2 separate regions of the Homo sapiens genome follow, and region 2 is linked to region 1. The links are chromatin contacts, found by Hi-C or POLR2A ChIA-PET in ENCODE. All regions are on one chromosome and are shown on one strand. Each heading gives the region's core, a stretch centred on a gene start or an enhancer-like site at or near the end of the contact. The rest is flanking DNA. Distances are from core to core; before and after follow the strand shown. Region 1 has its middle 29 kb from the start of LINC02869. Region 2 has its middle 75 kb from the start of LINC02869.

Region 1 (4,719 bases), core at 1,106-3,605:
AACACGTTGACTGAGATAAGGCATAAGACAGAGGAAGAGCCATCCATGGCTCACTCTGAGAATTCTTCTATGTTAAATGCCCTCCATAGTCATCCCACTTAGGATACAGTCATTCGACCAGTTACAAAGTCACCCATGGACTGGTCATCTCAGCCCACATTTCTTCATCTTCTCCACAAGGACATCATGACTCACCTTGTCAACTGTCCTTCCCAAACAGTCAAAGTTCTCAGTTGTCAGAACAGGAAATAAGTTCCTATTTCTTGCTTAATTCGTGAACCTCATGGTGGGCTTGGTCTGGAACCACATTTTTTCTTCTCCAGTGTTCTGTCACCTTTCATATTCTTCATAGTTCCTCAAAACAATTGCTAATGGTTCATGGTTCTCAGCTTTTGGTTTCTTATCTCAGGGATCTTATATAAAATAAATAGTTTTCACTCTATTTCAGCATAAATTATTTTCTATTGATATTTATTCTATGCTTTGGGTATAAAAGTTATTGTCACACATTCTGGTATAGGTTATATGACTATCAGTTTTTAAATAGTTTCCATGGTTAGTTTATGGAAACAGGTGTGTGTGTGTGTATTTTCCTGTCATTGCAAATTTCTACAGTTCGAAGTATCCTGTAATTAGGGTCATGAGAAAGTGTTTATTTCCTGGGTCAGAGGCAGAGAGAAAGCAAACTTTTTGCTATGGAAACCATGATTTCCAAGAGTCTACCAATACCACTTTCTATTTTCTTTATCTTTTTCTCCCCTACCAATTCACTTTTATTGGCAGCACTGGTTGTTCTACTATTCTCTTTCTATTATTCCAACTTGCTGATTCTCTTCAAGTTAAAGAGATGGGCATCAGTTTCTACTAACATGACCAATGGGTCTGAAGCTCTGTCTTTTTGGAAGCACAGAAAATCAACCACTCAGAAGCCCAGTGGAAGAATACAGTCTATTTCTCTAGCTCCTTTTGAAGTCAGGTCTTATGTGTGTCCCAAAGCTGGGTCATTTTGTTAGCTTATTATTGACTATATTGTTTTAATATTCTGCTTTGGTGTGTGTCTCATCTATTGTTTTGTGAACTCCTGGGCTATGTTATGTTAGGGGCTATATTTTTATCAATCTTTGCATTCTCTGTACCCTATGATTACTTAATAAGCACTTCATAAATAATGTGTTATGAGTGAATAAATTAATAAATGAATTGCTTATTTGACACACACACACAGTTTCCACTGGAAAGCTTCCTGTTGTGAAATACTTGTTACTTTGCTTGTCAACCCTATCCAACAATGTTGGATAGCTCTAATGATAGAAAGCTTTTATTTTGTATTAACCTAAATCTTACCCTCAGAACTTCCATTTTCCCATAGAAAACATCTTCTCTTTCCCAAGTATTTATTTTATGTATTAAACTGAAGGCTTCAGGCCTGACAAAGATAGCAATTTTGTTTTCAACAGGAAGTACTGTGCTTATTCCTTTGCTTGTTCAACCATCTTCATTCCAGTGGCATTCCAGTGGCAAGCTTCTGGCATGCCCACCACGCAGGTCATTTAGGGAGAAATCCAAATTCCATTTAGACACATTTTGAACTCCTCTAAATATTGTGCTTTCTCAGGCTTCCAGGGAGCCAGTGTTTATCACTGGATGAATACAGTTACAGAGAGATCAAGGACTTAGTTTATTCTGGGTCACATCCATTATAATGGCATAGTTTAGGCCAAGGAATCCTCTTGTCCCCAACAACTTTCCCAGGTCTAAGACTTACATTTTCTGCTGTGTTGCCCTCCTTTGAGGGATAAACCCATGTGGCCAGGCTGGGACTGCTCTTTCTTTATTCTAGAGCAGCAGGACTGCTTTGCGTAGCTAGCTCTTCCTCTCTCCTACACTCATTGCCAGACAATACAGTATGCAGAACCCAGCATCTGACACTCATACTTGGCTCAGGGCTGGTTTGTGAATCACATGTCAGAGCAGGACTTCAAATCTCATGTCCAACACAAAGAAAGATGACGCCAGTGCTTTGAAATGTCTTTAAACACGAAATATGTCAACTTAGTGACCCCTCAACTCTGTCCCCTCTCTCTCCCTTGCACTTTTTTTCAAGATGTTTAGAAACTGTGTCATCTTTGTTTCTGAAATATTGTTTTAGGATTAAGGTTTGTCAGCATCATGAATCTGCACTAAAAATACTGCAAGGAACATGAGACCATAATTATATCAGCTTTGATCACACTGATTCCACTAATTAAAAATTCCACTGAGAAGAGTGCTGCGGAATCATGTAAACCCTGTGAATTACCTAATAATGATAGAAATATTCAAAGCATTAGTGATTAATGAACAGATGTGAAGAGGCAATACAAGCTTATGGGAAACCATTTCTAATGATGATGTCAGCAAGGAACAATTTGCAGACATAATTACTGAAAAATTATCAGAGACTTCCTTGTCAAGTATTTTGTATGTTTATAAAGCTGTTGGTGACTCATTTTAGAAGTCTGGGAGACTTATTTGATTTGGAATCAGGATTTTATTATAGCTTAGCTGTTATGTAATAGTTTACTCAGACTGATGGGGAGATATTCTTCCATGTCAACATAACTTGTATGGTGTGCAATGAGATTTCCTTGTAGTTATTTCAGCAATTCATATCTGAATGCTTTCCCATATTTTCAGTCCTGAAGTATATTCTCAGTTTGTAAAATGGAGTGCAAGACAGGCTGTGAGATAGATTAATTGTTCAATGATTTATCACGAACTCTAACAGTTTACTACATTGGGACAAAGTTGTTTTGGTTTATAAAGCTGGTAGTGTCATATGGAATGGCTATCTCTGGCATGCCATAAATTCAATATATGAGTGTTTTGCCATACATATGTGTGCTTTACTGTGGTCAGTATCATAATTAGCCAAGCTTTACCCACATGCCCCAAAATTCCAATGCTTGAGAGCAAAGTCATCTGGATACAACTAGTTTTTATGTTGGCTGGGGAACTATTGTTTGATCAACATCTCTAGTTGCTAACTAGCGGTATTTCATTTGGAGTTTCCAAAACACTAATAGCAACCAGATAGATATTGTGTCTGTCCCTTGCCTCAAATTTTAATCATGTTGTTGTCTCCAGAACAATTCCAAAAGAAACATAGCCCGAAAAATGTGGTGCTTTCCAAGAAAGGTTGGGTGTTATCATTGCTCTGAAGGGGACAGTGTGGGGAAATAATTAAATAGGATAAGCAGGGAGGGCTCCCGTATTCCTTTCCTGGCTCTTCAACTGCCTAGCTGCTACTGTACCATTGTTAGTTTTTCTGGTTTCTCTCTAAATAAGTTTCTTTATCTAATGACTAAAGGAAGAAGAATTTAACCATGAGACTACATAATTAGCTTGAGTATTTGCCTACATGGGTTTATATGCAGATATGTGGATCTCATTTAAACACTTTTAAATGAATTTATTTTATTTATGTATTTATGTATTTATTTATTTATTTATTTATCTATTATTTATTTTGAGATGGAGTCTTGCTCTGTCCCCCAGGCTGAAGTGCAGTGGTGCGATCTCGGCTCACTGCAACTTCTGCCTTCTGGGTTCAAGCGATTCTTCTGCCTCAGCCTCCCAAGTAGCTGGGACTACAGGTGCACACCACCACGCTGGGCTAATGTTTGTATTTTTAGTAGAAATGGGGTTTCACCACATTGGCCAGGCTGGTTTCGAACTCCTGACCTCATGATCTGCTTGCCTTGTCCTCCCAAAATGCTGGGATGACAGGTGTGAGCCACTGTGCCTAGTCCGAATTTATTTATTTATTTATTTTATTTTTTGAGATGGAGTCTTGCTCTTTCACCTGGCTGGAATGCAGTGGCATGATCTCAGCTCACTGCAACTTCCGCCTCTGGGGTTCAAGCGATTCCCCTGCCTCAGCCTCCCAAGTAGCTGGGATTACAGGCACGTGACACCACGCCCAGCTATTTTTTTTTTTTTTTTTTTTGTATTTTAGTAAAGATGGGGTTTCACTATGTTGGCCAAGATGGTCTTGATTTCCTGACCTTGTGATCCACCTGACTCAGCCTTCCAAAGTGCTGGGATTACAGGTGTGAGCCACTGCACCCGGCCCCAAATTTATTTTATCACTTTATACTCTATTTGATAGTCATTTCTGTCTATGCTGTATATATTAACACAGAGAGGAGGAAGAGTGGAAGTATGGGATAATGGAAGGTAGAATTTAAAGCAGCAGAAAAAAGAAAGGCACTTTTTCCATTGAATAAATGAAGGTCAATAATATATTTTGGATGATAGGTACATAATTCTTCAACACTAACAACAGAAATGCCTCTGTTTTATAGTAATGAGTAACGAAGAGTATTTTATGATCCAGAAAAGTCACAGTACAAAGGCACTATTTCCTTTTGGCTGGTTTTTAGTTTTCAATCAACAAAGCTTCTATTTTAATTCCTGAAGTACACACTGTGATGCAAGAAGGCCCCAAGAGGAAGAAATTCTGCTTCCTTTTGGCATCTTTTGGAAATTCTTTAACGCAGTGATGCAACTCTATTATTTCATGGTGAACATCTGTAGATCCACGTAATACTTTGTGGCATAAGGCTGAGTGAGAACAAGTGTCCAAGGACCTCTAGTCAGTGTTCCATATACACAGTCAGAAATCAAATGTACTTTGTTGGCCAGGTGCGGTGGCTCACGCCTGTAATCCTAGCATTT
Region 2 (4,772 bases), core at 1,426-3,925, 100 kb after region 1:
GTGTTTATCTTGCATGGTTCTCATAGTACTTCCTGATTCTGTGGCTTGATATGTTTCCTTGGTTTAGGAAATTATATGGAGATTACCCCTTTAATGTGGTTTTTCTTAGGTGTTGTTTGTCCTCTCTATTTCTGGGATTCAAATTTTTAGATTTCTTTACTGTGCCTTATGTGTTTCTTATGCTCCTTTTTTCGTATTTTCTCTCTTTTTTGGTTTTCTGCTTCTACCTGGATATTTTCTTTTCTACTGATCTAACTTCTAGTTAGTTCTCCTCTCTGCCGCTAAGTCAAATCAGGTTTTAAAATCATATATTGAATTCTTAGTTTTAATTATTGCATTTTTTGATGCTAGAGTTTGCATTTGATTCATATGTATGTATATATGTATAATATACATGTAGATAGATAGATTTGAGTTCTAAGATGAAATTCACAGTCTTATCTATGTTTGATAACTCCAAAAATTGGGTCACATGGGTATATTTTTATTTTTTGTTTTTTTTTTTCTTTTTTCTTTATACTGTTTCCATATGCCTGTTAAGTATTGATCAAGTGCTGGGAAAATTAAATGTGGTAGATCACCTTATTCCAATCAGAGAGTAAGCTGACTTGCAGCTGACTCAGTTGTAACTTTTGTAAAGCTCTATTTATTTGTGATTTGTCCCTGCTCCTAGAGTATGGTTTTCTAGGAGTCACAACTGCTCTTTCTCGGTAAACCCAAAAGTATAATTTTTGCCTCATTTTCATTATATGATTCTAGAAAACACTGTTTTTTATCATCTTTTTCAGTTTAGCTACTTAGCTTCTAGCCCAGAGTAGCATAAGGATTCAGCAAATGTCTTGAGGGGAAAAAAAAAAAAAAAAAAAACAGAGTGTCATTCCCCGTGTCTCCCTTCTCATTAGGTTTTGGCCTCTCAATGCCTGGTTTCCTTGGTAGGCTCAAACTGTAGTATTTGTCTCCCTGGTCCTGTAATATTGCTCAAGACTGCTGTCTTCTCTGTGTCTTAGCAGCACCCCTTTGCTTGAATTCTTAGGCTTTTGTTCTATACTGAGAATCAGCCAGTGCTCCTTAGGGGATATACCTTGAAGAATATCAACTCATCTGTCTGAGATTCCTTTGACTTCAGGATCTTAACTCCCCAAATTTTTATTGCCTTTGCAGATCACCAATGACTTTAAGTTAAACAAAACTGTTTTCTATTTTATCTGGCCTTGCTAGTTCTTCTGAGCTGAAATGTCCAGAAGAACTAGCTGGGCTGCAACTATTTTACCATAACTGAAGGCCAAAATCATGCTTGAGACTCCTTGAAAATGTGTTTGAGTGTGTGTGTTTTTAAAAATTTGAAATATAGTATTTTTTCTTTCCTCTTCCTCCTCAAAACAAGTTTCTCTCATACATTAATTTGCACAACATGCAAACAGTAAGTTCAAAAGCTAGCAATTGTGTTCAAGTGGATGAAGGTCCAGCAAATATTTTATCTTTTCAGGGGGACCCCACATCCACACACCATGCTTCTGACAGTTAGTGAGTGCAGGCTATGGACATTGCACATTTATTTCTAACAATAACTTCTTACCTTCCCTGCTCTGTTCTCAGTCTTAAGCCTACTTCTCCTTTATTCCTTATCTCTATCCCATTGTCAGCCAAATTCTTGCTCTTTGGACTCTAGTTTACTTAATGCAGTTTAGTCCAAGGTTTTTGCAAATGGTATTGGATTAGAGTCCCCTTATGAAGTAGGCTTTTAAAATGTTAGTAAGCTTGTTACGAATGCAGGTTTCTAGGCTTTGGCCACAGATCCTGAGTCATAGTTGGTCTGAGATGAACCCTAACAATTTGTATTTTTAGTAAGCACCCTAGCACCCTTGAAACACTGAGGAGTATTCAGGATATCCTACGTTGGCTCCCACCCCAGGGCCTCACACTCTGGTACTGGCTGACTTCACCAGTTCTCAGGTCTGGTCTGCCCAGGGCCCCGAGAAGGGACATTACTCACTGTGAGTTTTACTAATGTGGTTTTGTGCTATTTGAAGTGATCCCTGCCCTCTGGGGAAAAATAATCAGAGGATTATATAGAATTATCTCCCCCAAAGGCTATGAGGACATAGTCCATTATCCACCTTAGGTGGCAATATGGTGGATTATGTGGCATTTCATCTTTGCTACTCTCTGACTCAGAATATTTAGAATGTAAAGTTAAACCCAGAAACACCTGCCATTGATTGTCTGAACTATTCTTGGGCAATCTGGAAAACCCTTTCTCATCTGATACACATAGTCTCCCCAACATTTTAAGCTATTATTTGGAACATTTCTATTCTTTGTTTTATACTTAAGACTGTGAGCCAAGCCAAGAAGACATTTTTGTATTCCCCTGTCTCCTCCCTACCAGTGTTGGAGGAACGTCAACATGAAAGAAGAAGGGATATTATTTAGGGTGGCCTAAGGGGTAATAAGTAGGATTAATGGGATGAAATTGAGCAAAGGAAAATTTAAAGTGAACATCAGGAACATTTTCCGAAGATTGAAATCAATGATCCTGTGGAATTAAGATCCCAGGGGAGGTTGTGGGAGCCCTATTACTTGAATCAGTTCGAACTAGACTGGGCTAAATATTTGAATATAATCCTACCTTGGCAGAGAGTAAACCTGCAATAGCTGGAAGATGGAAAAAATGACCTAATAGGTCTTTTCCATCCCTGACTTCTATGAGTCATCCAATGTATGCTGTTATGCGTCACACAGCCGGCCAGACCCAGGTCATTCACTATACATTTCAGCCACAAAATCCTCAGATTCTGACTGAGCCCCAACTAAACGGCTACCTCGGCAGAGACTGAGGGTCCCTTTGGGATTTCTGGTTAGTTTATAATCAATTAAATATCAGAAATGAATGCAGAAATAAGTCATAGAAGCAGAGGGTGGTGAATAATTGAGTTCTTGTCCCTACCCTCTGGGAGGGTCACCCTCAAGGCTTTGCAGACAGTCAGAAATCTTTCCACTGCAGTTGTTGTCTGTAACTCCGCCTCTCAGGCTTGGCTGGCCTCTGGATTGTGCTGGGGCAGCCACTGCCCTCTTAACTGCTGATGGCAGGCAGACCCACCTCCTGCTGTGGCTCGGGGCCTGCTGTGGCCTTTTCTGCAGACATCACTGCCCTGCAGCGGCAGCATTAGCGTAAGGTCATTTCCTCTCGTGCCCCTGCCAGAGGAATCAGCCCTCAGGAGCATTGCTTCAGGTCTGTCAGCCCACATGAGTCCCAGAGCATTTTCTTCAAACATTATTATTATTATTAGCTGCATCCTTTCTTCAAATACAACTTTAGGAGAATATCTAAAGCTGACAAAAGCAACATTCCTTTGGTTTAAACAGGGAAGGGGACGGAGGACTCCCAGGAACTTCCTTCCTGGCCACCGCCCTGCTTCATGCCTCTTCCCCTTCATTGAGGAACAGATAGAAGCCACCATGAGGCACAGATTGAAAACACTCCTCTAGGCCCTTGCATGTATTTTCTTGCCATTTTATGCTCAATAAAACCCACAAAGCCTGAATGAAACGATTGCTGCAGCTCTAGGCTTTACAGAGCCTCCTGACAAGGCATCTGTTGTAGACATTGGTTATATATTCTCTCTTTTCCCTCCTCTGTTTGCTTAAACGCCCATGTAGCTGGTGGCTGGGAAGTGATTAGAGAAGATTGTAGAAAAGGAGGATTGGCTACTGGTGCTAACAACTTGTGTTTCACGTTAATTACATTAGACCTTAACCATTGCTTTTCCTTCTTTTGCATTTTCTCCTCTCTCTGGTGTTGTTTTGTGTAACTTCAAGTTGGCCCTAAATATGCATTACCACCTGATATTCCTAGACAGGCATGGAAATATGGAGGCATGCATACTGAGCTTTAGCACTGTAGCTTTAGGAAGTGCAGGCAGCATCTATTGCTCCCCCTATGGCAGTGGTCCCCAGCGTTTTTGGCACCAGGGACCGGTTTCATGGAAGACAATTTTTTCATGGATGGGGTTGCTGGGTTGGAATGGTTTCAGATGAAATCGTTCCACCTCAGATCAATGGCATCAGTTAGATTCTCAAAACAATTGCTCAATCTAGATCCCTTACATGTGCTGCTCACAATAGGGTTTGCACTCCTATGAGAATTGAATGCCACTGCTGATATGACAGGAGGTAGAGCTCAGGCAATAATGCTCGCTTGTCTGCCACTCACCTTCTGCTGTGTGGCCCATTTCCTAACATAACACGGACTGGTACCAGTACGTGGCCAGGGTGTTGGGACCCCTGCCTTAGGGGATGTATTAGACTCATCTCCTACACCGAAAGTGGCCTCCATGTTTTAGTTTTCTAACTCATGATTTTCAAAGCATCCTTAGCTAAAATATGGAATTCTTCCAACTAATTGGGAGATAAATAAATGGATTTGAATTCAAGTCTACTTGATGTGAAACCTATTTGATATCAGACTCTTAACCCCTGCATTGTTCTTGCTCTCGCTTAACTACAAGACCTGCAAAACAGAGGGAATTTGAATTCTGTATTTCTGGCGTACACCTACTCTGTGTGGGGCTTCCTTGGTGCAGCCAGGTAAAGAACGTCACCGGATTCGTGTTTATGTCTTTCTTCCTCTGACACTCCTTCTTTGGTGCTTTAAATTTCAAACAATTCGAGATTCAGAGAGAGGACTTAGAGGGTCAAGTCATGTGTCCTTTCTGGATCCCTGGGTAACTCTTTTTCCTATTGTTTCTCTCAGTAACCAGACATAATCTCCC

The links. Hi-C counts contacts between places; a loop is a spot of excess contacts on that map. ChIA-PET counts read pairs that join two places held with the same protein, here RNA polymerase II (POLR2A). Pooled maps may share reads with other maps.
Region 2: a map of MCF 10A shows a loop between it and region 1 (2.3-fold over the local background). The contact joins two enhancer-like sites. A Hi-C loop is called at or near these places in 5 of 168 maps with a recorded cell type or tissue (MCF 10A, PC-3, PC-9 and 2 more) and 3 of 50 pooled maps. POLR2A ChIA-PET finds 5 or more read pairs at or near these places in 4 of 52 experiments (BJ, HEK293, MCF 10A and 1 more).

What each region holds. Positions count from the first base shown.
Region 1 is chr1:218,478,361-218,483,079 of GRCh38, forward strand. No RefSeq gene overlaps it. Among named protein-coding and RNA genes, the nearest start is that of LINC02869, 29 kb to the right of the region's middle. Within about 2 kb of position 2,356, at least 13 of the 41 ENCODE cell types and tissues checked have a DNase peak (open chromatin) inside an H3K27ac peak, as active enhancers do; they include PC-3, PC-9 and endothelial cell of umbilical vein, where a contact is called at or near this core.
Region 2 is chr1:218,582,961-218,587,732 of GRCh38, forward strand. No RefSeq gene overlaps it. Among named protein-coding and RNA genes, the nearest start is that of LINC02869, 75 kb to the left of the region's middle. RefSeq lists enhancers at 2,538-3,038, 3,039-3,539. Within about 2 kb of position 2,676, at least 7 of the 41 ENCODE cell types and tissues checked have a DNase peak (open chromatin) inside an H3K27ac peak, as active enhancers do; they include PC-3, PC-9 and endothelial cell of umbilical vein, where a contact is called at or near this core.